Regions from separate parts of the Homo sapiens genome. Here region 2 is linked to region 1. Evidence: chromatin loops called from intact Hi-C (ENCODE). Cell type or tissue: Calu3. All regions are shown on one strand. Links, peaks and the distances in the headings refer to the core of each region. The heading gives the core; the rest is flanking DNA.

Region 1 (16,418 bases), core at 2,748-10,747:
TAAAATGGAGGACAAACTAAGATTTGGAAAAATGTTTTAATCTTCCGAATTTAAAGGCACAGTGTTACCTTATTTTCTAAGTTGTGATATATTTACACCTTCCACCACTCTAAGTTATTAAACATTTGCACAGGCCATTTTATGTTGTAACTTGTCTTCTTAGGTACATGTCTTGTCATCTCAACTGGATTTTTGGGTCACAGAGGAAGAACCATGTCACAACAAATGCATAACATTGATACTATTATATTTTATAAAGTGTATAAAGAACTTGCATACCTTATTTAATCTTCATAATAATCTTGCAATGTAGTCAGATCAGAGATTATTATCTTCATATTGTAGATGAGGAAATTGAGGTCCAGAAATGAACAAGGGAAGTCTGCATGTATGTCAGAGAGGCAGTAGTTGACTTTGGTTCTTTTAGCATGTAATCCAGTACTCTTTCACATAACCTGAAGATAGGCACACTAACAAACCCCTAGCACACACAGATGGAATGCAGTGCTTGGCACATAGTAGACATTTAACATCTTGTTAAATAAATAAATGATAACCATCTCTGTTTAGCCCAGAGATACGTAGGAGGCACGAAAAATTTGCTATTTGTATTCATAACAATTACTTGAGTAGTAGATCATCAATTCCTGAGTAAATATGTCTTGTGGTCAAGAAAACGAAGAGAAACATAATGTCTTCAGTCTGGAGGAACTTTCATTCTAGGTGGGGACTGGAGGTGTTTTCATGACCAAGAGTCAATTTCCTTGATGCTAAATGAGGATAATAATCACAGCTTTATTTATCCCATCAGATTGTTGGGCAGATCAAAAGAGACACTGTATGTGAAGGTGTTTTATAAGTGCCAAATACACATGTGAACTGCTACGATATTAATACGGCAGTGCATGGTGATTGCCAACTGGGGGCAATACTAAATTCAGAGGCGAGAGGAAGCTCTACCTCAAGGGATGTGGGGAGTTTGGAAAGCATGATAGGAAAAGGTATTTCCGGGAAGCAGGGAGATAGAAGTCCCAAAAGCCAGAGATGGAAAAGAACAAGACGTATTTAAAGGTAAGTGAGCAGCTTGATTTAGGAGTGCTTATAGAAGGGAGCAAAAGGATTTATGCTTGGAAAGATGGGTTAGGGTGTATTTGGGGCTGCTTTGCAGTCTTGGTACCGGGTGAGGGCGTCTGAACTCAAATGTAAACATGAGGCTTATCCTGAGATCACGATTGCTTTCCATTTAGCTAATTGCAGATGAGGAAAGCAGAGAAGTTATTTAGGGAGCTAACCAAATTCCTAAAGAAAAAAATGACTCTCACGCACATGAGGGAAAGTTTAATTATTGTGAGAAAAAGTTCTCCAGATATTGCACAATATTAATAATTACTCTCCTTATTGTATGTGTGCTATATGTCTCACATTATTTTAAGGAAATTATTTACATTCACTCATTTAATCTTCATAATGGGCGAAACGATGATTATTCAACAGATGAGGTAACAGAGACCTAAAACAGTTAAATAATGTGTCCTAGGTCACATCACTAGGAAATTGCTGGGCGGTATTCAACCTCAGGCAGTATGGCTTCAGAGCCTGGCTCCAACCCTCTACTACACCGTCATGGTCCCCATGCATTAAGTCCAAAAGCACATCAAAAACTAGTGATATTGGGTGTGTTCACTGTGAAAAGTCATTGCTTTATTCACTTTTCATATGTATGTTATACTTTAATAATGACTTAAGGTAGTGATAATAAAAAAGTAAGTACTATATGTACCTGTAGAAGAAAAGATTGGAAAGATATACCCAATCTGTTAACCTGATTATCTTTGGTTATTAGGAATATTAATAATTTAAATTTTATTCATTTTACTTATTTTTATTTTCTAGATTTCTGACAATTATAATACTTTTGTAACAAGAAACATTGTTTTAAGCAAACGAGGCAAATTTTTGGTGAGAAAGAAACTAACATTGATTTAACAATTACTGTCAGTAATATCATATTTATTATCTGATTCTCAAAATAACCATCCAAAGAGTTTTTGTACTGTTTGTGGCTATTTTAGCAGAAAGTAAGTTTCAGAGAGGTAAATAACTGGCTCAAATAACACACAGCACCCAGCACATAACTAAAGAAGACAGGGTTTGAATCCAGGACTAGTTCTAAAAAACCAGGAAAAAATAAAGGACAGAATTTTGGACTGGAGAAAGAACTCTAGAAGTAAGGTTCTAATTTGGTGTAGTAAGACAATGAGACAATTAGGAGTCAGAAGCAATCATTTTGAAAAACTGTTAAATAGAAAGAAAGCAAAAAATAAGATTTTCTATTGCACAGAAGCCAGTACAGTTTGAAGTTTTTTGGCTCATCACTAGAAATCTTCTCCAAACAAAGCTACGTCATCAAATTTTGTGTAAATCCCTGGGAAATCTGACTCAAAGATACTGTTTATTCTGCAGGAAGTTTTTATTTTATTTTTTTTGGTTTTACCAAGCATCCCCACAGCATTCCCCGCCCCCCTTTTTTTTGGAAACAATGATGCTTCATTTTTGTAAACATTTTATAGTGACTAAATGATATTAGATGTCAAGCAATTTGTGTTACTGACAAATTTGGAAGAACTAAAATGACCAAAACAGTTAAAGCAGTTAAAGATTTCAAGACTTTTTTTTTTTTTTTCTGTAAAATTGGGCAGAGAAGTAAAGAGAAAGATGATGGACTCTGGTGAGTACAATAAAAAGAAGAAACCATTAAGTTCTCCCGTTTTAAAATAGACAAAACCAGAAACTCTCAGCATATGACCTTGGCCAGATTACTTGAACTCATTGTTCCTGTGTGAACCAAGCCATAAAACGGCATAAAAAGGTATCTCCCGGACAATGCAGACACTATATCTGACTTGAGGTGCTCCAGATAAATAAATTATGCCTTTACTAGTTGAGGCTGGGACAAAAAGGTGAATACAGCTCTCTGTAAAGGATGTTATAAAGGTTCAGCCTGTTTTCCTCCCACAATTTTTCTCTCCTATCCATGTGGCCATTTCAGTTTATTGCTGAGTTTTTAGTAGATTGTGAAGCTGGCTATGATAATAATAATAAACACTGATATTTTTTCTTTCAGTAGATAAGGGCATAGAAGGGCAAAACATGTTTTCTAAACGGTAACTTCATGGCATTTTTCTGCATTGGGGAACAAATAGTTCTGAAGTGACACTACATGTTCTATCTATTTTTATATGCCAGTAGTTGTGTTTTCTTACTGGAATCGCTGATATTACCAATGATGCTGAGAAAATAAAGGGCAAATTCAGGAAAGTACAAGCCGATAAGTTTGATATTAAATTCTAGAAAATTCCAGAATGTATGGTTAAACAAATGGTTTTTAGTAATCCTCAACAAAAACTACCTAAGAGGTTAGTGCTGTCAAACAAATGCTTGACGTTTTAGCAAAACACATGAGAGCCTCCAAAGATATTAAAATATCTTAATGACCCCTCTTAATGACCTTTCTTGACCAGCCTATTTAAAACTGTAATCTTCCCTAGCACTCTGTATTCTCCTTCCCTGCTTCATTTTCTCCTTAGTGCTTACTGGTATCTGACATTTTATTTTTTTCCTTCCTTCCTTCTTTTTTTTTTTTTTTGAGACCGAGTCTCACTCTGTTACCCAGGCTGGAGTGCAGACAGAGGAGCGATCTCGGCTCACTGCAACCTCCATGTCCCGGGTTCAAGCGATTCTCCTGCTTCAGTTCCCCGAGTGGCTGGGATTACAGGTGCTTGCCACCACGCCCGGCTAATTTTTGTGTTTTTAGTAGAGACGGGATTTCACCATGTTGGTCAGGTTGTTCTCAAACTCCTGGCCTCAGGTGATCCGCCTGCCTCGGCCTCAAAAAAGGTCTCAGGTGGATTAAGTACTTTAGGCTTCTGATTAACAAATCCTGGTTGAAAATATAAAAGGCAGGCTTAGAAAAATTTTCCGATGAATCTAAGCTAGGAAGAATACCTATATAAGGACAAAATCAAGCTTTAACATGCTACTGAGGGGCTAAAGTGCTGGATTCAAGTAAAATGTCTACATAAGAGAAAAAAATACAATCTTATATATCTAATTGGAAGAGCTGAATAATACCAAATAATTTGTTTAACTTTCCCAAACCTGGGTGTCTTCTAATCTGTAATAGATGCACCTGACTAGGCTTAAGTCTCTTGTAGGTAATGAGATTACTTCATCTTCTGAAGCTAAGTGACCATGTAGTTAAATTGGCAGCCAAAATGTGTATGTTACGGCAGTGAAAAAGTGAAGTGAAAAGGGGCGGAGGTGGCAGTCATGGGAGCTGAAGGGACAGGGGCCACATAAGCAGCATTTAGTGGAGACAAAAGAGTCAATTGTGGTTGAAGAGATGGCTGTGGCTCAGCAGGCAGAGATGGAACTACAGGTGGGGGACGTAGAGAAAGGAGAGAAAGAGAAGGCAATAGAGATGTCTTTTGTACTGGTCTCTGCGCTCCTAGGACATTTCTCCTCTCTTCTGATCATCTATTTCTGCTTTGATAGGAAGACATATTATCTGTGGAGAATAAAGCAAAACAAAACAAAAAATCCCCCAAATCTTGAATAAAGGCTGGAATGGGCTCCCACTAGCAAATCGAAACAACTGCTGTCAGGAAAGTTTTGTGCCAGTGCTTCAAAATTTAGATAACAAAACACACTTGCCAAGCAAGCTGGCACTTCTGTATCACAGCCACCACCTCTCAGGTGGAACACCATCAGACTCTATTTAGGTAGCCACTATATTGGTTGTATACACTAGTAGTTCTCAAGTTTTAATGCATCAGAATTACCCAAAGGGCTTGTTAAAACACACATTGTTAGGGGTCCCACTCTCAGAGTTTCTCATCCAGCAGCTTAGAGATAGGACCCAAGAATGTGCATTTCTAACACATTCTCGGTGATGTTAATGATGCTGGTCCAGGGATCACACTTTGAGAACCATTGTGTAGGCTGTGTTCAGCACCAGAGTGCTGGCTGTGGCAGCGAGAGGAGGATGAAATCCACAGGCTGCTTTCCCTGCAGCCCTGCTTTGTGGGTTTAAGGCACTCTTCTGTTTAAGTATGGAAAACAATATGAAGCTTACCATTGACATATCTGTTCCACCCCTTTTCAAATGGAAGAAATAGGCTCATTGAGGAGAACAGGTGAGGTGAAATGGGCTTTGGTTGAAATTCTCTTTGGTAACGATAGTACTATTTTTCAGCATAGAGAAAAGGAAGAATACTGTTGGCCTTTGGTTGAGAGATGCAGATTCTAGAGCCTACATTGACTCTGACAAGTTGTATGGTCTTAGACAAGTCACTTAACTCTGGATTCTGTCTTGTCATCTGTAAAATGAGAATGTCAGGCTAGATGATGTTTAGGATCTCTTCCTGCTCTTAAATTCATTTTGTATGATTCTAAGTCAGAAGAAATATTTACATAACAATGGAAAATTGACCAGTTTATCTTTGTGGCAATTGAATTGGTTTGGAGAGTTCTTGATTGGTGAAGGAAGGTCTTAATGGTTCAAATTTATTCTTAAATGAAATGCATGGTTTCCAGAGTGCATAGCACACAGTATTTAATAATATTCTACCCTTTCAGTTTCTTTCCTTTATCCCTCGTGTTAATAATTCTTTGACAAAATTTAAGTTCTTTTTGGCTGAGATCAGAAACTGTGTCATTTAAAAGAAATGTAATAAAGATTTAGACCCCTTCTTTGGTACCCAATCCCTTGTTGGTCTTGTTGTTTATCTGTTTTGCCACCAGATAGCAGAATTACTCTGGTTATAATCTTTTTATGACTTAGATGGGCTTACTTATTGAAAGCTCTCAAAGAAATATAGGAGAGGAAGTTCTCCTTACCTCATTATCTGAGGATGATTGATACCGGAGAGAAAAAGTCTTCTGAAAGTTAATCCACTTAAAAATGCTGGTTAGCCAAGCACAGTGGCTCACATCTCTAAGGGCCACACTTTGGAAGGCCGAGGTGGGCAGATTGCTTGAGCCCAGGAGTTCGAGACCAGCCTGGGCAACATAGCAAGACCCCCATCTCTACCAAAAAAAAAAATTAGCCAAGTGTCATGGCGTGCACCTAAAGTCCTAGCTACTAGAGAGGCTGAAGTGGGAGGATCACTTGAGGCCAGGATTTTGAGGCTACAGTGAGCTGAGATCACACCATCACACTCCAGCCTGAAAAAAAAAAACATCCTGGCAAAAGTCAGATTAGGAAAAAATGACTTGAGTGAGGCTTTATCTTAAAAAAGAAAATTAAGAATTATAAAAATATACACAATTGTTCTTACATTTAGCCAAATTTAAATTTTATTTTCAACTAAATATCGAAAGATGAATCAAATTTTTTCCCTGTTTTGGACAGAATTCAGCTTGTGCTTTGCTAGCTCAGCTCTGCCCCCTGGAGGAGGAGTTGCTATCTTGGTTTATTTGCATAGTGCAATCATAAAAGTAATCTTTGTAAAATTACTCAAGAGTTTTATCAGTTTTTGCAAGAGTATCCCTTAAGCCTTTGACATTTGAATGCGTCTCTTTGGAAACACTTGTGTCATCATACTTATTGATGTTTCTCCTCTCCAATTGTTGACTTGTTTAACTTTGTTTTGGTTACTGTCTTTGCATACAGTATGAACAGTTTTATCAAAGCACTTTCTTTGACTTCATGGAATCCTGGATCTTATGCAGGATATGCAGTTCTACTTTGTTGTTGATTACAAAAGTGTGTTAACTGAAATATGGAACTAGACTTTAAAGAGGAAAGGATTTTTTTTTTTAAAGGAAAAGCTTTATGTTGCATTCAGTCAGCCTAAAATCTCTCTCTCTTGCTAACAAAATTATGTAGGCATTCAATGTTTCTTTGTTTCTTTGTTTAAAGACATTTTCAAATTTGGTTTTGGTTTCATTTATCAAAAGTTTACAAAAGTATTACATGCCTGTAATCCTAGCACTTTGGGAGGCCGAGGAGGGTGGATTACTTGAGCTCAGGAGTTTGAGACCAGCTTGGGCAACACGGTGAAACCCCGTCTCTACTAAAATACAAGAAATTAGCCAGGCGTGGCTGCGTGCGCCTGTAATCCCAGCTACTCAGGAGGCTGAGGCAGGAGAATTACTTGAACCTGGGAGGCGGAACTTGCAGTGAGCCGAGATCACGCCACTGCACTCCAGCCTGGGCAACAGAGCGAGACTCCGACTCAAAAAAAAAAAAAAATATCCTGTATTTGTGAACTGTTGCTATAAGCATACTGTAAAAGAAGCCATCCCCAAATTCAGTGGTTTTAACACAACAATCATTTATTCTCATGGATTTGCAGGTTGTCTGGGTGTTAGCTGATATACAGTGAGCTTGACTGGTGTAGAAGGGATTTTTTTTTTTTGAGATGGCGTCTCGCTCTGTCGCCCAGGCTGGAGTGCAGTGGCACAATCTCGGCTCACTGCAAGCTCCGCCTCCCGGGTTCACGCCATTCTCCTACCTCAGCCTCCTGAGTAGCTGGGACTGCAGGCGCCCGCCACTACGCCCGGCTAATTTTTTGTATTTTTAGTAGAGACAGGGTTTCACCGTGTTAGCCAGGATGGTCTCGATCTCCTGACCTCTTAATCCGCCCACCTCAGCCGCCCAAAGTGCTGGGATTACAGGCGTGAGCCACCGCGCCCGGCCAGAAGGGATATTTTTAAAACATTTTTGATAATTCTTTAAAACATAAATTCATTAGGGAATATTTTTGTACTGTGGCATATATTCTTTCTATGAAATAAATTTCAACACTGCCTGGGTTCAAATCCTGGTTCTGCTCCATAAGAAGTATGTTATCATACAGAATTTATCTAATTTTTCAATGCCTTCATTTCTTCATCTATCAAATGGGGATAATAACAGCATTCACTTCACTGGATTTTATGAGGACTGAATGAGATAACAGATAATTGCCTGGCACATACAGAATGTTTACAAAATGTTAGCTTTTCTTTAAGAGAAAAAATATCTCTGCTTGTGATTAAAAGGCTTATGAGTTGGTCAAAGGGGGAGAGAAAAATCATGGAGTTAGAGGAAGAGGCAATATTTGAATTTCTCTGATCATATAAATAAAGAGAGCCAGCAGAACCAATATTTTACTGTATTTAATAAAACTTATACAGTGTCATTTATTATGTGCCAGACTCTTCCTAGGAGCTTACCAAATATTAACTTAATTATTATATCAACCCTTGGAGATAGAGATGATTATTATCTCCATTTTATAGATGAGAAAACCCTAGCACAGAGAGGTTATAAAACTTCCTCAAGGTCACACAGCTAATAAATGACAGAGCTGAGGTGCAAATGCATGGGAGTCTGGAGGCAAAGTGTGTAGTTTTAGGTCATGGTGCTTTTCTATTGCAGGGAGCAGCACAGAGGAGGCCACGCCAAGGTGTTATATTGTCCCAAATGTACTTATTTGATTTATATGTTATAATTTTTAAGATTTGACTTTATTCTTCTAAACCTGAAGATTTGAAGCAATCTTCTTTTCTGTGATCATTTTGTCATGTGCTGTACCCCCTATCCATATTTCAGGATGAGAAAGAGATTCCATGAGACTTAACTACAGGCTGGTGGGGAATCACTTCATGAAGGGGTGGAGAGGGGGAGAACTGTCTTTCCTGGGTTTGCTGACTTCTCATTCTTCTTAATACAAGGAGAAGAGTCAGGATCACTATATCAGTTATTTTTGCTTTTCAGTAATAGAATTTTTATTGCTAACTTAAGGAATATGGAATCAGTGAAAACAAACTAAGTTTTTACATCTAACTCTATCCTGTAGAGAGAAAACACACCATGCTAATAAATCTTCTATATTACAAATATACCCACACAGGCAAAGGATGATGTTTGTAAATCTAATTACATTGAATTTCACTTTTGTACCTTTTTGGGAGCATGGTTCAGGCACGAGGAACATGCAGTTCTGAAATGCTGTCCCGTGGGTCAGCATTACAGGTACAGGTAATTGGAAATTTTAGTTCTGAGATTATGACTTATAATAAACTTAATTGAAGCTCTAAAATGCTCAGCCACATAAAACTGCAATTGTCATGGGCAGGCTGGTGAACATGCGTAGTGATGCTCAGTATTTGAAATTATGTGTTTTTATTTGGTTTTGTTTGTATCTCAGCTGAAGGAGCTTTCTTTGATCCAACAAAGATAGGGTGGTTTTTATTAAAAATTTAACACGTATCTCACAGCAATATTTACTTTAATGTGGTAAATCAAGAAATTCTTCTATTTCTGAATGAGATATGTTGGTAAGATAAACTCAATGCTGTAAAATAAATATTAACTTTGTAATGAAAACTACAGAATACCTTATCTGATACATTGTATCTGCATTTCTCTAAGGAGATGAGACATCCATGCTTCTTGCTCTACCTTGCATGAGAGGTAATGGTTTAGATTTTAATCCTTAATTATCTGTCCTAGCTCACTTTATAGTGACATCTCATCCTGTGTATTCTTCAACTTCTAATTTTAAAAATATTGAATATGTTTGCTCATGCAAGAGACTAGCTGATGTGAGAGTTACAAAAGCACCATCAGGCACTTTTACATGCAATAGTCCATGGAGGAAATGCTAATGTCGGTAGGCAAAATTCATTAGTTGAAAAGGAGATTTTGAAAGTTTTAAAGTTAAAAAAAGTCTTATAGGAACTCTGGTGAGCACAACCTAAAATCCAATTAGCAAATGTCAGAGTGGAGTTCAAAGGACATCTGTGATAGTTTTGATAAAGTTACTGCTCTGGAAAGAACTGAGATATACTACTCCTCGCCACGGTGATTGTTCACGTGTGGGTACCTTCACTCAGTGGCACCAGTTATGAATCCTGTAAGTGACCTATTAATAACTGTAATACGAATGAAATGTGCTGCCTAGAAAATAAGGTTGCCTGGCTCTCATAAAATACCATTTTCTTTTCATAATTTACGGGATATGTTGTCCAAAGAGATGAAGTATTTCACGTTGGTCAGTTGTGCCTCTGCATAGGTCTAATACCATGTGGAATATTTTTAATGGTTGACTGATAAAACATTGTTTCCTGCAACTCAGCCCTTTTGTGATTGTAAACATCAAGGCTACAGACACAATTTCTTACCTGGTTTACCTCTCCAGTAGTTACAAATACTATTAGAGACTCAAATAAAGCAAGCAAACAACTTTCAGTATGTGCAATTAATGTGTGAAAAATTCAGAATTAAAAGGTGTGGCCCTTGCTTTCAAGGGGCTGATAGTCTTGGAAGCAAAAAATGAAGTCCCTGCAATAATTATGTTAATCAACCAATCCTATCGATTTTTACATATGTAACGTATATAGGGAATCATCCTCAGAGAGAAATAAGTTTCTGATTTTCCCTCAGGGTTCATGTGTTTTTAGTTAGGTTGGTGCAAAAGTAATTGCGGTTTTTGCCATTACTTTTAACGGCATGAACCTCGAGGTTGATCATATGATCAAGCTTTTAACATTCTGTATAAAATAATATTGCAAAAATTCTATTTGGTATCCTCCATGTGTTTAGCCTTGGTCTCCTTTGACACACACCATGTGCTTTCTGTCTAGGATATTTGCATCTCCTTCCTGGGCAGGGCAAACCTGCACCTTTCCTGTACCTAGCCTATGAGAGTTATGACAAGGGTGGTTGAAGTCTTAGAATAAGATAAAGACAGACACAGATGAGCACATTATGTGCTCTCTTATCATGGCTGGATTTTAGGTGGGGACAGAAAGTGAAGAGATTTGGGCTTGCAGATTAGGCCGCAGGATAGTGGAGGGGGCTGGGTGCATGCATATGGTGATATGGATGATCATCAGACTGCAAGCCATCCTTTATTGTGGTGCTTTGTTTATGTTTCTATCTTCCTTACCATACCCTGAGTTGTTCTGGGTGAGAGGGAATATAATTGTCATCTGTAGGTCAAAAAAAGGTGGACTATCAGCAATCACAAATGATTCAAACTGAATCTAAGGTACTGCTTGAGATGGTGACAGATTGAATTTTTCCCACCACACTCTCCCCTTCCTAGCAGTATGACCTCAGGTAAGTCTGTTAATCTGTATGAACCTTATTTTCTATACTTATAAAATGGGATAAAGCATACACTTCCTCATGGAGCTGCTGGGATTATTAAATTATTAATCAGTAATGAATATGTATTTGTGCCTGGCATACAATGAATACGCTGTAAGTAACGTCTATGACATCTCTTATTCTTTCTGCTTCTGAGCCTACCACCCTCCCCTGCTTGTACTAGGCGCTCAGTAAAAGTTTGTTGGATGAAAAACAGCCACGATGAAACCTATGGTTATGGTAAATGCCCAACAAATACTTGCTGCATGAGTGAGTGGTTCTTGTCCTAGATCAAATGGCCCAGAGAACCACCTGGGAGTTACTCATCTCAAAGTTAGCCCTGAGAATTCTAGCCTGCGGGAGCTCCACTTCAAACAGGGATTCTCATGAAAAGCAAATCAAAAGTGAATTTGAAAGAGAGGCAAAATACATTGTTTCTTATTAGGCTTGCTGTTTGATTTTCATTAGGCATCCTGCCTGATTCGTATTAGGACTGCCCTGATTTCTTTTGGTCCTGGTCACTTAGGGTCAGTGCTCATGTGCTAATAATGATGTCATTATTTGATTTTATTACATACATGATACAGGTAATGATTCAGGGTTTATTCCAGAAACTAATCCTAAGCACCTAATGCTGATTGGTTTAATGATACAAAAACTAATTTGGAAAGAATGGAAGGTTTCCTGGGGCACAGCTGATGATGTGTATGTGAAAAGCCTTCATTTCCCCCATTTAAAGAATGGAAACAACATGCAATTACATGTTCTTCGATGAGGTGTTTTCTTTGAAATGGTAGAACTTGGAAACCATCCATATGAGAAAGGTGGAAAAATTTAAGTAACTGTGCCAAGATTCGTTTTCCTTTTTTATTTCCTTTATTATTGTTATATTTATTCTTGGCTATAAATATATGCTTTCTCATTTTTCTCCTCTTTCTTTTAATATGAAAACCTAATGGGGAGACTGATGAGATTGGCCAAGTCTGTGAAATTAAAATGAACTTTGTAATTATGTTTATCAGCTTGGGGTCAATGACATAGAAATTCTGTAAGCTATAAATGTAAATATGAACATGAATTCCATGTGCTGAATTCATTCATGCAGAAGGCGGGCCCATTCCTGCTCTCTGCCATCACCCACCTCCCACCAGTTAACAATTAGTGAGTTAAATAAGCCACCTTGGGGTTCTTTGTGTCTGTTTTACTCGGCACCATGTGGTGCTTATCCAAGCTCTTTAAGAGAGATTTGTGCTTGGATCTGATCCGTGTGATGCATTAAGAAAGATGAGAAACTGGCCATTTCTTTCTTTTAATGTGTTTCCTTACGATGGGATGGAGTAGGAGAGCACACAGATTGACCCCAGTCACTCACCGTAGGCATCATTCAAGTACTAGCTTCACTGACTTGAGCTTAACTTGAGCCTTAATTAGGTGAGCAAATTACCCACTATCTCTGTTATTTTGATTTTCGAAATCACCTTCATCTCACAATCCCTGATTTCTACCCAATCGTAAGTCCACTGCTTGCACTTACCTATTCCCGACTGTCTTGCTAGAAGTTATTTAATAATTAGGAAAATACTACCTCTTTTGACATGTATTCTCTTTCCTTTCAATGGTAAAAATTTCATTTCTTAACCATTTTTGAGGTTTTTTTCATGTTTATTTTCTCCATCAAGGTTCTTTTTGAACCTGGAAGGGGAGATCATAAATATGGCAGTTAAAAGTAAGAACATGAGCTCTGTTTCTTCTCTTTTCTAAGGGAGGCTCTGTCTGGATCTTCTCTCTCCTGTTTTTACCGAACTCCAAAATGGCCTGTTCCCCCAATTTCTTATTCCCTCGTCACTGTTTTTGAAGTTTGGCATTCTATCTCTATTTTTCATTGTCAAATATTAATTTCCCCCAATTTCTGTATCTGTTCTTAAGTGCTATGAGCCAGAAAAACAAAGAACACAGTGAGCATAAGGGAAGGAAAGAAGAACTGAGTCCCGGGACTGAGCTCAATCCCTGAGCTTGTTACCACCTTGCTGGATATTTTTGGACCAGCTGTGACCACTCATGGCTCCCAGTCCTCATGTGTAAAATGAGGGGCTCAAAGTGGAGCATCCGGGGTCATTTCTATTGATATTCAATAATTTTCTCATCTATAAAATGGCCAAATGAATAGGACTTGCCTTATATCAACTTAGGACTAAATTAAATCATATACACAGACACACATATACATGCATACATACATATATATGTACACACATACATGCATACATACATATATATGTACACACATACATATATATACTTTTAACATGTCTGCAACAGGATAAGAGATAACGAACTCAACAGCAGAAAAACCCTGAGATAGAGCTAATTGGGTATATTCCTCTGTCCAGTCCTGTTCACAACTAAAGTTCTTTTCTAGTAAAGGAGAAAGTGAGGGAGGGGAGGAGAGGCCTGGGTCAGGGAAGAGAGTCCTTAGGCAGGTCCCTGAGTCCCCAGTATTCTTCTAACCCATTCATCTTGGATCAGATCAACAAAAGTTTCCAACTAAGCAGCAGAACCCTCAAATCACTGCCACTTATCCTGTCCCCCCATTATGTAAGGCAGAGTGGACAACTCTGATTATCAGGAAGCAGCAAGCAGCAGCTAGAAAAAGGTTGGATTTGGATTCTGCAGCCAAACCCTGGAACAACCCAGCTAGCTCTGCAGGCTCACTCAGTCACTTGATGAACCTCATAATAACACAACTCTGCATTTGATAAATTTCAAGTTTTAGACCCCATTTATCATATTTAATTTATATCTGGGTGTCTTATTCCATTTAGTGTTGCTATAAAAGAATACCTGAGGCTGCGCAGTTTATAAAGAAAAGTTTATTTGGCTCACAGTTCTGCAGACTGTAGAAGAAGTATGGCATCAGCATTTGCCTTTGGTGAGGGCCTCAGGCTGCCTCTACTCATGGTGGAAGGTGAATGGGAGCCAGCATGTGCAGGGATCACAAGGGAAGCAAGAGAGAGAAGGAGGTGGTGCCAGGCTCTTTTCAACAACCAGTTCTCATGGTAACTAACAGAGAACTCACTCACTCTCTCCCACCTCAGGGAGGGCATTCATCTATTAACAAGAGATCTGCCCCCATTACCCAAACACCTCCCGTTAGGCCCTATCTCCAACATTGGGGATCAAATTTCAACATGAGTTTTGGAGGGGACGAATATCCAAACTATAGTCCTTGGTGAAAGATGAAATAAATACATGAACAGAGAAAGTTGTTATATATTCCCTACATCAAAGGCTCTAAGCTTAGATAGCCTCTTCATTATTGTTTTCGTGTCTGGTTTCTTAGATATAGTATCATTCAAGACTATTTTGGTTCCAAGTTATAGAAGTCTAACTCAAATTAGCTTAAACCTTAAAGGGAATTTATTGGCTCAAATATTTGAAAAATCAGGCACAGCTACATTCAGTGACTCAAAAAAGGTCAGATAGAGCTTGGCCTTTTTTTCTTCTCCTTTTCCATATCCCTTGTCCAAATCTACTCTTCTATGTTAACTGGAATTCCAGACAAAAACTTGCCTGTGGCAACCCCTTAGTAAATTCAGGCCTACACTCCACTAGCTTCAAATCCAGCAGATAGAGAACTTTTCTTGCAAAAGATTATTTCTCACTGGACTGACTAGGGTCACATGCTTTTTTTCCCCATGCAGTCAGTTCGTCCAATCCAGTCACTACCCAACTCCTGGGCTGGGGTCAACCCTACCTCAACCAAATGGGCTTAGGTAGGAGTAGGTTGGTGTTCCAAAAGGAGATTGTTCTTGTGACATGGTCCTTGCAGAAGGGCAAATGAATGCTGAGCAGGCAAAAACAACAGATCTCTTTACTGGGATTCAGAGATTTAAAAAAAGAAAAAAAAAAGCTTTCAATTGTTCAGCTGAGTATTCAGAATAAACCCTAGTTTCTAGCTTAAAGCCTTGCAGATGACAGCATTTAAAGTGACAATTATGAACACAGAAATATGTTTATGGTATAATAAGTAGAAAAAAGTAGAAAGCAAGCTTTATGTTCACAATGGTCATAATGACACAAATTAAATATGGAAAGGAAATTTAAAATATGAAAATACTTATTTTAGTTTAGATCAGAATGTTTATAGATGATTTTTCATTTAAAAAAGATCTTGAATTTGGCCGGGCACGGTGGCTCACGCCTGTAACCCCAGCACTTTGGGAGGCCGAGGCGAGTGGATCACTTGAGGCCAGGAGTTCAAGACCAGCCTGGCCGACATGGTGAAACCCTGTCTCTATTAAAAATACAAAAATTAGCCAGGCGTGGTGGTGGGTGCCTATAATCTCAGCTACTTGGAAGGCTGAGGAAGGAGAATCCCTTGAACCTGGGAGGCAGAGGTTGCAGTGAGCCGAGATCATGCCACTGAACTTCAGCCTGGGCGACAGAGCAAGACTCCATCTCAAAAAAAAAAAAAAAATCTTGCATTTGTCTATACGGTTTTCAAAAAAAAAAAAAAAGAAGAAGAAGGAGAAGAGAAAGCTCAGTGAATGAAGCTCAGTGAATGAATGAAAGTGTATCTCATTAGATGGAAATGTGTTTGTGTGCAGTTCATCATGACATCATGACAGTGGCCTTCAGTGTATTAGTAGTAGCTTTGAGAGAGAACCCCGTGCCCTTCATAGCACAGTGCCTGGGTCAAATGTTCTGCTTTCTCTCATACTGAAGACTGGCCCACCATTTCACTGAATTTAGACATTACCAAGATATTATACTTTTATTCAATCTTATCAGATATTCATCCTTCACATTTTCTAACCTTGATGTTCCTCTTTTTGAGTTCTGTTTTCTCCCACAGCATAGAATTAACTTACCCAATTCTTTTCTTCTACCTTTGCCCCAGAGTTGCACTGCTCAATTGTAAGTTCTTTATTAGGGGCAGTCATGGGACAGGCAAGTTAGGATCAGAATGGCACCTCAGCAATGCCACCAGGTTCCCAGGCTCTCTACATTTTCCCATTCTGCTGTCCCAACTTATGAGTTGTACTTGGAAGCCAGCCTATTAAGATTTTAAAAAGTCATTTGGCTATTTATTTCTATTTAGGTTTCCTGATATTACCCACTTTAAAGAAAAAAAGAGTATGAGTCAACTAATTTCATAAATAAGACTTTCCTCATGAGGTCAGGAGTTCGAGACCAGCCTGGCCAACATAGTGAAACCCTGTCTCTACTGGAAATACAAAAAATTAGCTGGGCATGGTGGTGGTTGCCTGTAATC
Region 2 (16,418 bases), core at 5,315-13,314, 53 kb before region 1:
AACAGCATGGTACTGGTACCAAAACAGAGATATAGACCAATGGAACAGAACAGAGCCCTCAGAAATAATGCTGCATATCTACAACCATCTGATCTTTGACAAACCTGACAAAAACAAGAAATGGGGAAAGGATTCCCTGTTTAATAAATGGTGCTGGGAAAACTGGCTAGCCATATGTAGAAAGCTAAACTGGATCCCTTCCTTACACCTTATAGAAAAATTAATTCAAGATGGATTAAAGACTTAAATGTTAGACCTAAAACCATAAAAACCCTAGAAGAAAACCTAGGCAATACCATTCAGGACATAGGCATGGGCAAGGACTTCATGTCTAAAACACCAAAAGCAATGGCAGCAAAAGCCAAAATTGACAAATGGGATCTAATTAAACTAAAGAACTTCTGCACGGTAAAAGAAACTACCATACAGTGAACAGGCAACCTACAGAATGAGAGAAAATTTTTGCAATCTACTCATCTGACAAAGGGCTAATATCCAGAATCTACAAAAAACTCAAACAAATTTACAAGAAAAAACAACCCCATCAAAAAGTGGGCAAAGGATATGAACAGACACTTCTCAAAAGAAGACATTTATGCAGCCAACAGCCACATGAAAAAATGCTCATCATCACTGGCCATCAAAGAAATGCGAATCAAAACCACAATGAGATACCATCTCACACCAGTTAGAATGGCGATCATTAAAAAGTCAGGAAACAACAGGTGCTGGAGAGGATGTGGAGAAATAGGAACACTTTTACACTGTTGGTGGGACTGTAAACTAGTTCAACCATTGTGGAAGACAGTGTGGTGATTCCTCAAGGATCTAGAACTAGAAATCCCATTTGACCCAGTCATCTTTACTGGGTATATACCCAAAGGATTTTAAATCATGCTACTATAAAGATGCATGCACACATATGTTTATTGCGGCACTATTCACAATAGCAAAGACTTGGAACCAACCCAAATGTCCATCAATGATAGACCGGATTAAGAAAATGTGGCACATACACACCATGGAATATTATGCAGCCATTAAAAAGGATGAGTTCATGTCCATTGTAGGTACATGGATGAAGCTGGAAACCATCATTCTCAGCAAACTATCTCAAGGACAGAAAACCAAACACCGCATGTTCTCACTCATAGGTGGGAACTGAACAATGAGAACACTTGGACACAGGAAGGGGAACATCACACACTGGGGCCTGTCCTGGGGTGGGGGGAGGGGGTCGGGTAAAGCATTAGGAGATATACCTAATGTAAATGACGAGTTAATGGGTGCAGCACACCAACATGGCACATGTATACATATATAACAAACGTGCATGTTGTGCACATGTACCCTAGAACTTTAATTAAAAAAAAAAAAAAAAAAAAAGATGGTGCATGTGACAGCCCTAAATAGCAGTCTCAGGAAATCTGTTAACAAGTGACACTGTCCATTAGAATAGGGCAGAATTTTTTTTTTTTTAGCAGTCCAGAGGTCTTTTATTTTAACACCTATTGTGCCATGAACTTATAGGGAATAGGCTCCAGCAGCTCAGACTCCTTCCCATTGGTTCTCACAAAGTGTGCTTCTCTGGGTGGAGCAGGCTGGCACTTCAGTTGCACCCAGGTACCTTTCTCTTTGGCTTCTTTTTCTGATAATTTTCCTTCACATGTTTCAAGAAGCTGTCTCAACTCTTAGAGTACTTAATGTGTTCTTAGTTCTCTTGGCAAGAATCTTGCCCTTAACTTGTTGACAACACTGCCAGCAGCCTGCTGGATAACGTTGTAGACTCTTCCAGTTTCGCCATGGTAACACCTGAAGAGTAACCATTCCCTTGATGTCTACAATATCACCTTTCTTGTAGATTTCGCATATACGTGGCCAAAGGGACAACTCCATGTTTTCTAAAAGGCCTGGAGAACGTATATCAGGTGCCTCTCTTCTTTCCCTTTGTGTTTGTCATTTTGGCGAATTATTGGAAGATGGCGGTTCCGGCCGAAAGGCCAGAATATTGAGGTATCTTATGGCTCCCCAGAAGCTGAGTGAACATGCATGCATGTTATATCAGAAGCGGTCCACACTATGACCTCTGATTACCTAAAGCAGTAAATCGCCAGATGTACACTTGGAGAATTATATCAAAAGCCTTTAAAGAGGTCGTTCAGATAATTTTACTTTCACATATGTGGGAAAACTATTTCACCTGTTTTTTTAGAGGTGAATCTACCTACTCTCCTACCAGCAAATCGCCTTTTTATTGTAACAGCAATACCTTTATTTTGCATGTACTTTGAGAATTAAAATATCCATGACTTCTTAAGTGGAAAAACCAGCATTATTTTCCCATAGCTATAAAAATAATTAAAATTAAATATGGAATTATATCTTTGCTAGGTATTGTCTTTTAAAACTATGATTCTAACACCTACTTTTCCTTCTGTAGAAAAGCAGATGAGCACCGGGCGCGGTGGTTCATGCCTGTAATCCCATCACTTTGGGAGGCTGAGGCGGGCGGATCACCTGAGGTCAGGAGTTCGAGACCAGCCTGACCAACATGGTGAAACCCCATCTACTAAAAATACAAAAATTAGCCAGGCATCGTGGTGCGCAGCTGTAATCCTAGCTACTCGGGAGGCTGAGGCAGGAGAATCACTTGAACCTGGGAAGTGGAGGTTGCAGTGATCTGAGATCATACCACTGCACTCCAGCCTGGGTGACAGAGCAAGACTCCGTCTCAAAAAAAATAAAAATAAAAATAAAAAAGTAAAGCAGATGAGCAAGTGTCAGAACACGGAACTGCATTTCCTCTAGATGTCGCCAGAAGGATTAGAACAGTATTGAAATCAACTTCTTCACTGTGGTATTTAATGCATTTTAAATGCAATGTCCCTGTGTACCACCTCATTTCATCCCATACTTTGGAAAACCACTATCTTAGATAATCCCCAAGATTCCTGTTGGCTCTAATATAATTTAGTAGGCAGCTCAGGCTTTGGTGTCAGACAGGAGGCTTGGACTCGTTGTGCCCTCTCCAAGTCTGACAATAACAACACAACAGCTCACAGCACTGTGAGGATTAAATGGCGATGATGGATATAAAATCCATAGCATTCCACTTGGCACATAGTAGGAGCTTCATAAATGTTCAACTCCATTTTCTTTTGTATAAATTAGACCTACCTAGTAACTTCATTTCAGGAGTGGCTCAGTGGTTGTGAAGTGACATATTTAAGATGTATTTTTTTTTCTCACCAATAGAATTAGACTGAATGTTTTTATAAGTTGTCATTTTAATGTACTCATTTTTGGAAACATATAATGTATTTAAATATAAGCATATACTGTGCTTATATAGGAAGGAAGATAAAGACACCATACTAATAAAAATGAAAGATTAACATGTAGCTAAATTTTAGTGTCAAGACTTGCATAGCTAATTAGAGAAAGGAGCCCATGGGGATGAGAATGTGTTGGGAGAAGAAGTAAAGATTATGAATAAATTTTAAATCTCTATTTTCAACATAAAAAGAGCTCGTTGTTCTCAGTTGCTTCTGATAAACCCAAATGGGAATATCCGTGATCTTTGTTCCTGCTGAACACCGAGAACCATCATGTAAAATAGGAGCAAACAGCTGGCTAAATGAAAGCTTCCTTGGAAGTCTACTGACGGAAAACTGTAGGGAGCTAGGGGCAGTCAGAGAAAAAGCTCTGTAAGATTTAATTTAAGCCCTGGATAAACACCATTCCTGCTTTCACCAGCTTTACCTAATAGAAATGGATTTTGTCAATCAAGGCCAAGTTCAGAGACAATGAGCGAGAGGGAGGGAGGGAGGCGTTTTGCATGGAACAAAGACAAAAGTGTTTTAATTTCACAAAAATACCACTCATGTTAAAATGCAAGACCCTGGGAGCCCTAGGATTTTAGGAAAAACTGGTATTAACCTGACCTTTCAATGTACCAGACATTAGCATGACTTAGATACAAATAATTGTGATAAATTATGATGATCCCTGCATTGTCACTTTCATCAGTTTTGGAAAGGTTTGAGAATCTATGTTAAGATTTAGCAGTAAATGTGGTTAACTAGGGAACCCCTAGGGGAACTAACGTGGGAGAGAGAAAAAGCTTTTTTTTTTTTTTGAGAGGAGTCTTGCTCTGTCGCCCAGGCTAGAGTGCAGTGGCGCAATCTTGGCTCACTGCAACCTCTGCCTCCCAGGTTCACGCGATGTTTTCTCTTTTCTTTTTTTTTTTGAGACAGTGTCTCACTCTGTCGCCCAGGCTGGAGTGCAATGGCACGATCTTGGCTCACTGCAAACTCTGCCTCCTGGGTTCAAGTGATTCTCCTGGCTTAGCCTCCCAAGTAGCTGGGATTACAGGTGTGAGCCACCACACCTGGCTAATTTTTGTATTTTTAGTAGAGATGGAGTTTTAGCATGTTGGCCAGTGTGGTCTTGAACTCCTGACCACAGGTGATCCGCCTGCCTTGGCCTCCCAAGTGCTGGGATTACAGGCATGAGCCACCATGCTCAGCCAGAAGATGCTTTCTCACTTGGGATTTCTCAGGTCTTCTCCCACTTTCAGCACTATGTGCCAAGCTTTGTTTCTCATAAATGCAGATCAGACATACTGAGACGTTACTTCCCCTTCTGGTTAGCCCCCATCACTCTGGAGAGATGCAAGTCCCAGAGGTATCATTTAACTTGAAGGAATGCAGCCCACTAGACAGCACAGGGCGGTAGGGGAGGCGGTGAGAGCAATGGTAGTGGGGTGGGGGGTGAGGTCCTTTGAATTGTTTGCTGGTCCTATCACTCCTTTAAGCCACCGAACAAGATGCCAGATCTTAGCATTGACTAAAGCCCATCTCATGATCCCTGAATAATAGGAACTATAGAGGAAGCACTCCTCTCTTTGGTTTTGCTTGCAGCTTGTCTTCAGCTTCCCATTTCAAAGGTTATTCACTTCCCCTCCTGGTTAGCCTCCATCACTCAGCTGTCAGGCAGCCTGTGCATTTTTCACAATCTAGCCCAGTAGGTAGATTCTAGACAAATAATGAATTCAGTCTGCACTATGCTGGAAACAAGGTAGGAAAAGGGTGCTATTACCATAGTTCTTCCAGAAAACCCAACTAGAATTGGCTTTTCATATACTATTCTAATGCATCTAATTTAACACAGCAGTCATGTGATCAAGTCTCACCCTCAAAGCAGGTATAATCTTTATAACTATTTTCTCTCAGAAAAATTACAGGCTGAATGGGGTGGCTCACGCCTGTAATCCCAACACTTGGGAGGCCAAGATGGGAGGATTGCTTTAAGCCAGTTCAAACCAGCCTGCACAACAAAGTGAGAATCCATCTCTACAAAAAGTTCAAAAAAATTAGCTGGGCACAGTGGTGTGTGTCTGTAGTCCCAGCTACTTGAGAGACTGAAGCATAAGGATTGCTTGAGCCTAGGAGTTGGAGGGTGCAGTGAGCTATGATCATGCCACTGCACTCCAGCCTGGGCAACAGAGCAAGAACCTGTCTCCAAAACAAAACAAATTGCTATTTTATTTCCATAAAATATTTGAAGCGTAAACATAGTCTATAATAAAACAAATAATTGTGTACCTTCTTCACAAATAAAAAATTGTAACAACTTTCCTTATTCACGGTCTAATTTAGGATCATCCCATAAATCAATATTCTAATCATCTTGAAATCTCACATCTTATTCACAGTATCTCCCAGATTCTCACACCTCTCTTCATCCATATAAAGATGAACATTGACACCAACTTTTGCAAAATCAAGTCCTTATCCCTGGAGCCAGCTCACCCTCAAGGGAATTCCAGCACCTATCACTATGCACAACATCCTTAAAAAAGACATATTGAGTATTCACTACAACAAAGTACAACATGTCGTAATAATAAATATTTATCAAATGGATGGCTAAAAAATCATATATTGGTAGCAATAATGCTCACATGAACATTTCCTGCTGCAATTACTAGTATCCTTTTTCTCAGTGTGATCTGGGAGAGCATATTGTTGACTGTTATTATTTTAGGTTAATGCTCTGCCTATGTCTTCATAATTCCCTAGCTTTCTATCACATGGATTGCCATAAAACTTTGGAGGCGTGCCCTCTACAAGTTTATGTGATAGAAGCAAGACAAATCTACTCTCCTCTATTTCTCCCATGAAGCATACTATAAGCTTCAAGAGGACAGTCATGGTGTCTAGCCTGGTGCTTGGCACATAGTAGATGCTCAGTTAAAACATTTGTGAAAGGTCTAGTTAAATGTCTCTCATTTCCCCCTTTTTATTAATATCAGGGAAGTCTGCAGAGCCACATTCCATATGTTCAGGGAAAAATGGAAAAGAACTAAACCTGCTACATGCCAGACATGGGGCTGGATGCCATATGGACGTTACACACATTACCTCATATAGTTTTCATAGCAGCCTTATAAAGTAGGTATTAATATTCTAGTTCTACAGATGAAGAAATTGAGGTCCAAAGAGATCTGTCGTGAAATAAATATGCGCACATAAAATTCTTCCAGCTGGGTGCAGAGGCTCACACCTGTAATCCTAGCACTTTGGGAGGCTGAGGCAGATGGATCATTTGAGGTCAAAAGTTCGAGACCAGCCTGGCCAACATGGTGAAACTCCGTCTATACTAAAAATACAAAAAAATTACCTGGGTGTGGTGGTGCATGCCTGTAGGCTGAGGCAGAAGAATAGCTTGAACCCAGGAGACAGAGGTTGCAGTGAGCTGAGAGTGCGCCACTAGACTCCAAACTAGGCAACAGAGTGAAACTCCTTCTCAAAAAAAAGAAAAAAAAAATCTTCCTCTTGGAACATCTGTTCTTTTCCTCTTACTTGACCAAATCAAACTCAGCCTTCGAGAACCAAATTAAAACTGTCAAGAGAAAGTTCTCCATGGAGCTCTTGTATTTCTATCCATCTTCTGAGAAGATGTTGATAGCTTTTGTCCTGGGCTGTCTTTTCAAGGATGTTTGTGTAGCAAACAACCTTGAAACACAGAGATAGTGTCTTTCACCAGGGCATCGGGCAGATTTGTTTTCTGACCAGGATAATGAGTATAATGGCTCCCTCCAGGACAAAGATTGGACAGGTTTGCTAAAAGCCCCCTTTAGAGAATTGGGGTTTCCTTGGCATGGGGTTCCTCTGCTCTGATACAAACTCACAGCGTGTGCAACATCTTGGAGGCTGCTTTTTATCACCCCTATGGGACTTGGAGGACAAGGAGAAAAAAATGCAAACATGAAGCTCATGGTGCTTGCTGTGCTGTGAGTAATAAAGTCTTTTGTTTCTGACCCAGGAATCTCTCCTTCTTTGCCAGCATCTATGAAAATGTGGCAATCTAACCTTTCAGCTTACAACTCGGGTAAAATCTCAGACTTTTCCACACTTTTCAGATCTTTGTTCTTGACAAAGATCTTCCTTCTTTGGGAAGCCATTTCTAACTACACCAGTTTATGGTGGGATGTCTAATACTTTGGCAGGAAACACAACGTGCTTAATAATGTAAGTATTGGTGAACATTTTTATTGCTTCACACTTGATTATGCTCTTCCAGAGGATAGAGCATAAGTGTTTAGCATTTTTCCTGGAAATAGAAGTTGACTCTCATTTCATTAATTTAACAAAAATATATTTAATATCTATTAACTATAGAACATTCTGGTCAGAATATATAAGTAATTATTTCCCTAAATGATGCCTAAGCTCCTTTAAGACAACACACTATCTAATACTTCTTTTTTATCCTTTGCAATTCTTTGTATCTTTCATGATTCTTTATTCAACAAATATTTACTCAGCCTCTGCTATATGCAGACAGTATATTAGTTGCTGAAAATACAAATGGATAAGACAGTCTTCTCATCCTCAAGGAGTTCATGGAGACAATACATGCAGTACAGGAATAAGCACTATGATAGAAGAAAGTACAGATCATTCCAGGAACACAGAGAGAAAGGCACCCAACAGGGCCTTCATACATAAGGATGGCAGCTAGCTTTTCCACTTCTTGGAATTGTCAGCAGCATATTTTACCTAGTACATGCTGGGGAAAAAAAAGGGTTGATAAAATGAATCAATAATCCGAGCTAGGAAGTTTAGTCAAATCCCAGCTCTGAAATCTATGTATATACCCCAGAATAGCCCATGTAAGACCTGGCTGCCCTATATTAGAAATGGCTTTTAGTAGGCTCCAGTTCTACATATTTAAAATGATACATGCAGCAAGTGTGTTCATATATTCATTGTCTGGAATAGTACCACAGACTAGACAGATGAACAGCACATGTTCCCTGTCCTCAAGATGTTCACAATCAAGTGAGACAGACTCACCGAATTACAACATAGAACTTGGCAGGATGGTGTAATCATTGAACAGGAACTGGAGTTATAGTTAGCAAGCCATGGGAGTTCATTCCACCAGGAACCAAGCAAGTTTTTTGCAAGGGAATTGCCTTTGAGCTGGTATTTAAATGGTTAAGAAAAATACTTCCACAAGCAAAAACCAGACAGTAAGGCAGCCCTTGAAAAAGCTTGGGCAAATGGATAGTCTTTAAAAATAAACAACTCACCTCCCCCCAACTAATTAATTAAGAGAGTTCCCTCTACCTTTTTCTGTATTTAGTTTCTTTGGCAACATGAGGAATGCTTAAGGTGATCCACAGCTGGTCTACCTGCAGACCAAATCAGAAATAGGGAGGGAATGCAACGTTTTGTTTTCTTTTCTTGAGATTTCCAATAAGCCTTTCCTAAATAGTTTAAAAGACAATAGAATTAAAACATATAAATTATGAATCCTCATGGATTTCATTTTTCCACTAGATGGCAGAAAAAGCACTTGTAATGGAAATTACATTGTCATCTATTTAATCAATTCTGCAGACTTTTTTAAATAAAGGGAGGTATATTTCATTCAGTTTGAACAGTACAATATGATTATAGTACAACTGATTATTCCATAACTAATTTAATCATATTAAGCTTAAAATTAAAAAGAAAACTTTAAATTAGTTTGTGTTTATATAAGTACATCTATGTCCAAACATCTCAATTAAGATATAAATGATGGAGTTTCATTGGCTTTAGAATACTACTATACTCTCTTTTAATGCAGACCTTTACATAAAAGGCAGCATTCAATATACTTAAAATTAATACAGAGTAATTTTTTATGTTACACATGGATTTAATTGGGGGTACAAATGAAGTATACTTAATTATGATATAGTGCAGGTAGGGATAATAATATAAGTTTAAAAAGTGATAAAATCACGGCTGTAAACTCAAAATGTTCTCTTAAAAAAAAAAGATAAAAGCTGTGAGGACTAGGTAAATATAGCACAAAAGTTAAATACAGTATATAGCTTTTCTTAGCATGCCAGTAATTCTAATGTGCTTTTTTCCATTGTATTTGTGTGCCATTGTCATTTATCTACAGTCATTCTTCAGAGACATTTGTGATTACACTACTTTACTAGGCACTTGAGTAGAGCTGCATAGACAGTTGTACCCTTACTCTAGTTCATTACAATCAAAGAGAAAATTATTTTATGCACCTACAAGGAGCCAAATGGTGATAAGTGAGTTACACAAAGGAAAATGTGTTAGGAAACAGTAACATAATTTAATAATGTAATATCAAATTGTAAAATAAAAACAGTTCAAAGAAACTAAGTCTTTTGTCTTTATTTCAGCTATTGCTTTTGCTACTGTTTATCTTAGAACTGGCTTTCCAAAAAAATAAAGAGTGAACCATCAGCAAAAAAGGAGGAAAAATAGAGAATGGAAAATGGGAAGTGATGAAATGGAGTAAAGTCCCATCATTCATTCAGTCCACAAACGTTTGTTGAATGTTCGCTCCAGGTCAGGAATGGTGGTGGGAACAGAGACATGGCTTCTTCTCTTACAATGAAAGTACAACAGAGAGAGTCGGGGAGGGGTGAGCAAACAGAAAGCAGTGAAAGAATTGATGAAATTTCATGACAGTTATCATGGTGGTGGTGTTACCCGAGCTCACTTCTCTCCCACCTTTGCATAACTGCCTCCTCACCAACAAAACAAAAAAGTAAAACTCTGGAGTGTGCTAGGAATGCCCACAATCCTCAGGGATCTAGGGAGGGTCTTGTGTTCTGAGAAGGGTGGATGTAAAGCACATCCGTAGTGACTTCCAAGTGGCTTGCTATCTTAGAGAGTAAGTTATACACAGTCCTGGGGTCTCTGGCTTAGAAAACTCTGTGCTGTGGATGGCAAAGATACTTGATCTTATTTTGAGTCAAGGTGAGTCAATAACTTTCTGGGAATAAGCTGCTCACATTTAAGCTGTGCAGTAAATTAGTTTCCAGGACAATGTAATTTCTGAGTAAATTATCTTCCTTGGCATATTGAGTGGAAGGCTATTTTTCATGCCTGTTTCTTTGTAAAGGCAACTGTGGGTTAAAAACAAATATAAATGTTAGAATGAAAGAGAATCTGATCTGGGGTACTTTGTATGAAGAAACATTACATTGGATTTGCAGAAGCATTATTTCCTTGCAGAACCAAATTTTAGAAAGTCCTATTGGTCTTACTTCTGGCACCTCAGGTCCTACTGGATGCTAAATGTGGGACCCCAGTCAGTCTGTGCTCCAGTTTCTTAAATGACATATCATCAAGGATTAGACTTTCAGCTTTTTACTGTAAAGAATAGAGGTTGAAGCAGCTCACTATTCAACTAAAACAAACTGAGAAGAACTCTGGTGCAAAGTCTCAAGGCCGACGCCCTCACCCCAATGTTTTAGGTCTTCAGCTCTCCTTTTGCTCTCCAAATAAAGAAATAAAAATCTGGGCTTTTTGCATAAATTCTTTCTTGTGTTCTGCCCATCTCAATGGTGTCACTGCAAGTGTCTTTCTATATCTATAACCCGAGCCATAGAGTAACTTCTTTAGGACTGTACGAATGGCTCTCTCGTGCTGACCCAGCTCTGAGGAGACTCTGCCCCCAGCACACCGAGTGGTTTTTGTCTTTCTGCTGAAACCTGGGAAGAATGTGTAGCAGGGCTCCTCCGAGCACAGGACCCTGTGGATCTACACTCAGCACATCTTTAATGGGCTCAGAGCAGTGACAGCTGTGACGAATACCACGGCAATTTCCCAGATAAGATTGTATCCGAGTAGGGGCTACATTTCCTTCAGAGCTGCAGAGGCCATTATTATTCTTTGGAGAGGAATTCTGAGGAGGAAATAGCTGATTTAAATGCCTGCTGTCAGTTGCCAAAGAAATTGTTACAAAATACGGCTATAATGATGTGGAAAACTGCCCATTGCTTTGGATCCCACTTTTTTTTGTGTGTTCCCCTCCATTCATCATCTAAGATTTCCCTCTTAGCCAACCAGGTGCATGAAAACTGGTGCGCTAGACAAGCCTTCTAACTTGGAGTCTCAGTTTGGGGTTCTGTCGTGTTTTTTTGTTTTTGTTTTTGTTTTTTTTATGGTTAGCCAGTCATTTCTCGTGACCTCTTAAACACTTGTGTGGTCTTCTGAGAAACTGTGTTTAGCTCAGAAATACTAACCCAGCTTGCCTGGGTTAAATTTCACTTATTCAACAAGTACTTGTTGAGCGCCCACACATGAGAGGGCAGCATAAGGTAGTGGTTTGGAGCCAGGTTTCTGGAGTCGAACTGCCTAGATAATAGCCCTGGCTCCACCAGGATGACTAGTTGTGTGATTTTGTTGTGTGATGTTAATATGAATAAAAATAATAATGGCTCACAGTAGGTGTTCATTAATACGTTCACTACATCTGTAAATAAGAACATTATTACCATCAAGAAATTTAGGCCAGATGCAGTGGCTCATGCCTGTAATCTTAGCACTTTGGGAGGCTGAGGCAGGCGGATCACTTGAGGCCAGGAATTCGAGACCAGCCTGGCCAACATGGTGAAACCCTGTCTTTACTAAAAATACAAAAATTAGCCAACTGTGGTGGCACGTGCCTATAACCCCAGCTACTTGGGAGGCTGAGGCATGAGAATTGCTTGAACCCAGGAGGTGGAGGCTGCAGTGAGCTGAGATAACCCCACTGCACTCCAGCCTGGGTGACAGAGGAAGACACTGTTTCCAAAAAAAAAAAAAAAAGAAAATAAAAAGAAAAGGAAAAAAAAGAAAGGTATCATCTAAGGTCTAAGACAGGACATGTACAAGAATAATATAAAACAAGATAACATTCTGTGTGGGGTCTCCATTTCCCCTCCACAGTGCCCTAGTGGAGGTTCTCTATGAGGGCTGTGCCCCTGCAGCAGGCTTCTGCTTGGGCACCTAGCCTTTTTCATACATCTTCTGAAATGTACATGGAGGCTGCCAAGCCTCATTCAGTCTTGCACTGTATGCCTACAGACTTAACATCACATGGAAGCCGTCAAGGCGAAGAGCTCACACCCTCTGAAGCAGCAGCCTGAGCTGTATCCGGGAACTTTGAGCCACAAATCGAGCCAAGGGGTCAGGATGCAGGGAGCAATTTCCCAAGGCTGCGCAGGGCAGTGAGGCCCTGGGTCTGGCCCACAAAACCATTCTTTCCTCCTAGACCTCAGGGCCTGTGATGGGAGGGGCTGCCACTTAAATCTCCAAAATGCCTTCCAGACATTTTCCCCATTCTCTTGGCTATTAGCAGTTGGCTCTCTTTTAGTTATGCAGATTTCTGTAGCAAGTACTTGCTTCACAGCCAGCTTGAATTCCTCTCCCCAGAAAGCTTTTTCTTTATCTGCCATGTGACCAGGCTGCAAATTTTCTAAGCTTTTATGCTCTGCTTTCTGTTTAACTATAAATTCCAACTTTAAGTCATTTCTTTGCTCCCACATCTGAGTGTAGGTTATTAGAAGGAGCCGGGCCTCATGTTAAATATTTTGCTGCTTGGGAATTTCTTCTGCCAGATGCTATAAATCATCACTCTTTAGTTCAAACTTCCACAGATCCCTAGGGCATGAACACAACACAGCCAGGTTCTTTGCTAAGGCATAACAAGGGTGACCTTTGTTCTAGTTCCCAATAAGTTCCTCAGCTTCTGCAGAGGCCTCAGGAAGCTTACAATTATAGAAGAAGGTAAAAGGGAGGCAGGCACATCACATGGCCAGAGCAGGAGCAAGAGAGTTGGAAGGAAGTGCCACACACTTTTAAACAACAAGATCTCTCAAGAACTCACTATCATGAGGACAGCACCAAGGAGATGGTACTAAACCATTCATGAGAAATCCACAGCCATGGTTCAATCACTCCCAGAAGACCCCACCTACAATACTGGGGATTACAATTCAACATGAGATTTGGGCAGGGACAAATATACAAACTATATCAACCAGTATTCTTAGCAATGGTTTTGTGGTGTGTTAGTTATACGGTTTGGCTCTGTGTCCCCACCCAAATTTTACCTTGAATTGTAATAATTCCCACATGTCAAGGGCAGGACCAGGTGGAGATAATTGAATCATAGGGCTGGTTTTCCCCATACTGTTCTCATTCTAGTGAGTGAGTTCTCACAAGATCTGATGTTTTTATAAAGGGCTTCCTCCTTCACTCAGCACCCATTCTCTCTACTGCTGCCCTGTGAAGAGGTGCCTCTGCCATAATTATAAGTTTCCTGAGGACTCCCCAGGCATGAGGAACTGTAAGTCAACTAAACCTCTTTCCCTTAAAATTACCCAGTCTCGGTTATTTCTTCATAGAAGAGTGAGAATGGACTAATAGAGTTAGGCTCTGCTACAGTTTGGTTTGTTTGACCCTGCCAAACCTCATGTTGAAATTTGATCCCAATGTTGGAGGTGGGGACCTATTGGGAGGTGTTTCAATCATGGGGGCAGATTTCTCATAAATGGCTGGTGCAGTCCTTATGGTAAAAATTGAGTTCTTACTCTATTAGTTCACTCAAGAACTGGTTGTTAATAAGAGCCTGTTACCTCCCACCTCTCTCTCTCTACATGATCTCTGCAAACACTGGCTCCCTTCTGCTGTGAGTGGTTGCAGCCTGAAGCCCTCACCAGAGGCTGAGCAGATGCCATTGCTGTGCTTCTTGTATAGCCTGCAGAACAGTGAGCCAAATAAACCTCTTTTCTTTATAAATTATGCAGCCTCAGGTATTTCTTTATAGCAGCACAAATAGACTAAGATAGGCTCTCAATGCAAATAGACATGTAATATTATTTTTGAAATTTGACCTACCCATTTGTAATTAAATAATTTGAAGAAATGATTCTGAAGTTTTTTGATTTTTGTTTTTTAAAGAAAAGAGCTCATAATTTAGCTCACAATTCTGGAAGTCCAATACCATGGCACCAGCATCTGGTGAGGAACTTCATGTTGCATCATAACGTGTCAGAGGGCATCACATGATGAGAGGGCAAGAGCCTGAAGTTTTTTGGATACATGATTAATGGCTATCATAACTGAAATCACTCACAAAGATACTAGCTGGTAATTGCAGACGTGTAGTGCTTATTTAAAATAATGGTATATGTTTTTAAATCCCAATAAAAATGATGTAGAGGTTGTACTAAAATTTTGCTAGAAATATCTACCTTTTCTATTATTAATACACTGCTTTTGCAAACATGGATCAAACTGGGCTAAAATCAAGGTGCTAACAGAGCTGCAGCTTTTCTAGAAGGTCTAGGAGAGACTTGTTTCCCTGCCTTTTACAGCTTCTAGAGACCACCTGTATTTCTTGGCTTGTGGCTTCTTCTTCTGTCTTTAAAGGATATCACTCCAATTTCCACTTCCACTGTCACCGTTCTTTCCTGATTCTGTATCCTCCTGCACCCTTTTTACAATGAATTGTGATTACATTGGGCTTATCCAAATAATGCAGGAAAATCTCCCCATTTCAAAAAATTTAACTCAATCATATCTCCAAAATTCATTTTGCCATGTGTGATAGTTAATTTTAGGTACCAACTTAACTGGGCCATGGGGTGCCCAGATTGAATATTATTTCTGGGTGTTTCTATGAAAGTGTTTCCAAATAAGGTTGACATTTGAATTGGCGGACTGGGTAAGGTAGATTGTCCTCCTCAATGCGGGTGTCATCATCCACTCTATTGAGGGCCTGAAAAAAACAAAAGATGGAAGATCAACGAATCTGCCCCCTTTTTTCTGCCTAAACACTTGAGATAGGACATCTCATTTCAACTTCTCCTGCTCTCAGACTGGGATTTCTACCATCAACTACCCTGGTTCTCAAGCCTTGGGACTCAGACTGAATTATACCACTGGCTTTCCTGGGTCTCCAGCTTGCAGATGGCAGATCATAGAACTTCTCAGCCTCCATAACCTCTAGACTGCTTTCAGACTGAAGACTTCAACTCCTACTAGAATCTGCAGCCAGCCAGCCTGATTTGAGGACTTCTGGCTTCCCAGCCTCCACAATTTCTTGAGCTAATTTCTTAAAATCTCTGTTCTTCTCTCTCTCTGCTTCTCTATCTCTGTCTCTGTCTCACTGTCTACACATGCAGGCGGACACACACACACACACACACACACACACACACACACGATGACTAATATGAGTTAGGGAGCACTTTCAACCTCTGGGAAGGCATGATTTCAGGCATTATAATAAATTCCAGGTTCATGCGTGATATTAATAAATTTAGCAACCCAAAGTAAAATAAAATCTAGGCTCACTCATTCTTGCTCTAAAGTGTTTCTATCTTTAATCAAGTGAACCTGAAATCTAGATTAAGCAGTAAGTCTTGTTTAGAGAAGCCTCAATGCTGGCAAAAACTATTTAAAATATCATAAGTGATGGAATTGCAGTAGAACTAGGAGGTTTCCTAATTTGCCTCTTTTACTGATCTTACTGACTTTAAGTATTATAAAATCAGTTGATATCAATGTTATAAATACTGTATTTCCTTTCATACGATTGCTTTATAATGATTAGTTAATTAAAACTCTAAAAGCCTTGGTATTAAGAAAAGAGAAACCATGGCTCACTGACTTTGGAAGTGAATTAGGCATTCATAGTAATGTCACATTGTTTCAAGGAAGAAAGCAAGAAGAATGACATTGAAATCATGGGAGGAGCATAAACAGGTATGATATCATTTCTTAGCTTGGAATTTTGCCAAAAGACAAGTGCTAATAATTTTTGCCATAAAAAGTGCCAAGAATGCTCTTTAATGAAAACCACTATTGTGAATTTCTGGGTTCCTATCCCATCAGAAAGTGATGCTGCTATCAAAAAGAATCCACTTACATTTGAACATTTGTAAAATACTGACTCATAAGTGGTTTTCTGGATCCTTGCAACCAGTGGAAATATGTGCAGAAGTATTCTTTAATCCTTTAAAGTGAAAGATGAAAAAAATATGCAAAATAGTAACTCCAGGATTTTTCTAGAGCAGTGTGCTTTCCTTGGGCCAG

The links. Peaks named below come from ENCODE experiments on the same cell type or tissue, not always from the same donor. Only the 100,000 strongest peaks of a DNase experiment are listed, where the experiment ranks them.
Region 2: it touches region 1 in a loop (8-fold over the local background); 17 of 110 quality-filtered maps call a loop at or near these places.

The regions. Positions count from the first base shown.
Region 1 is chr13:72,633,632-72,650,049 of GRCh38, reverse strand. No RefSeq gene overlaps it. Among named protein-coding and RNA genes, the nearest start is that of MZT1, 86 kb to the left of the region's middle. In Calu3, for the core only: no CTCF peak of the experiment used is centred there; a DNase peak (open chromatin) is centred at 6,449.
Region 2 is chr13:72,689,235-72,705,652 of GRCh38, reverse strand. It overlaps the pseudogene RPL21P110. Among named protein-coding and RNA genes, the nearest start is that of MZT1, 30 kb to the left of the region's middle. In Calu3, for the core only: no CTCF peak of the experiment used is centred there; no DNase peak of the experiment used is centred there.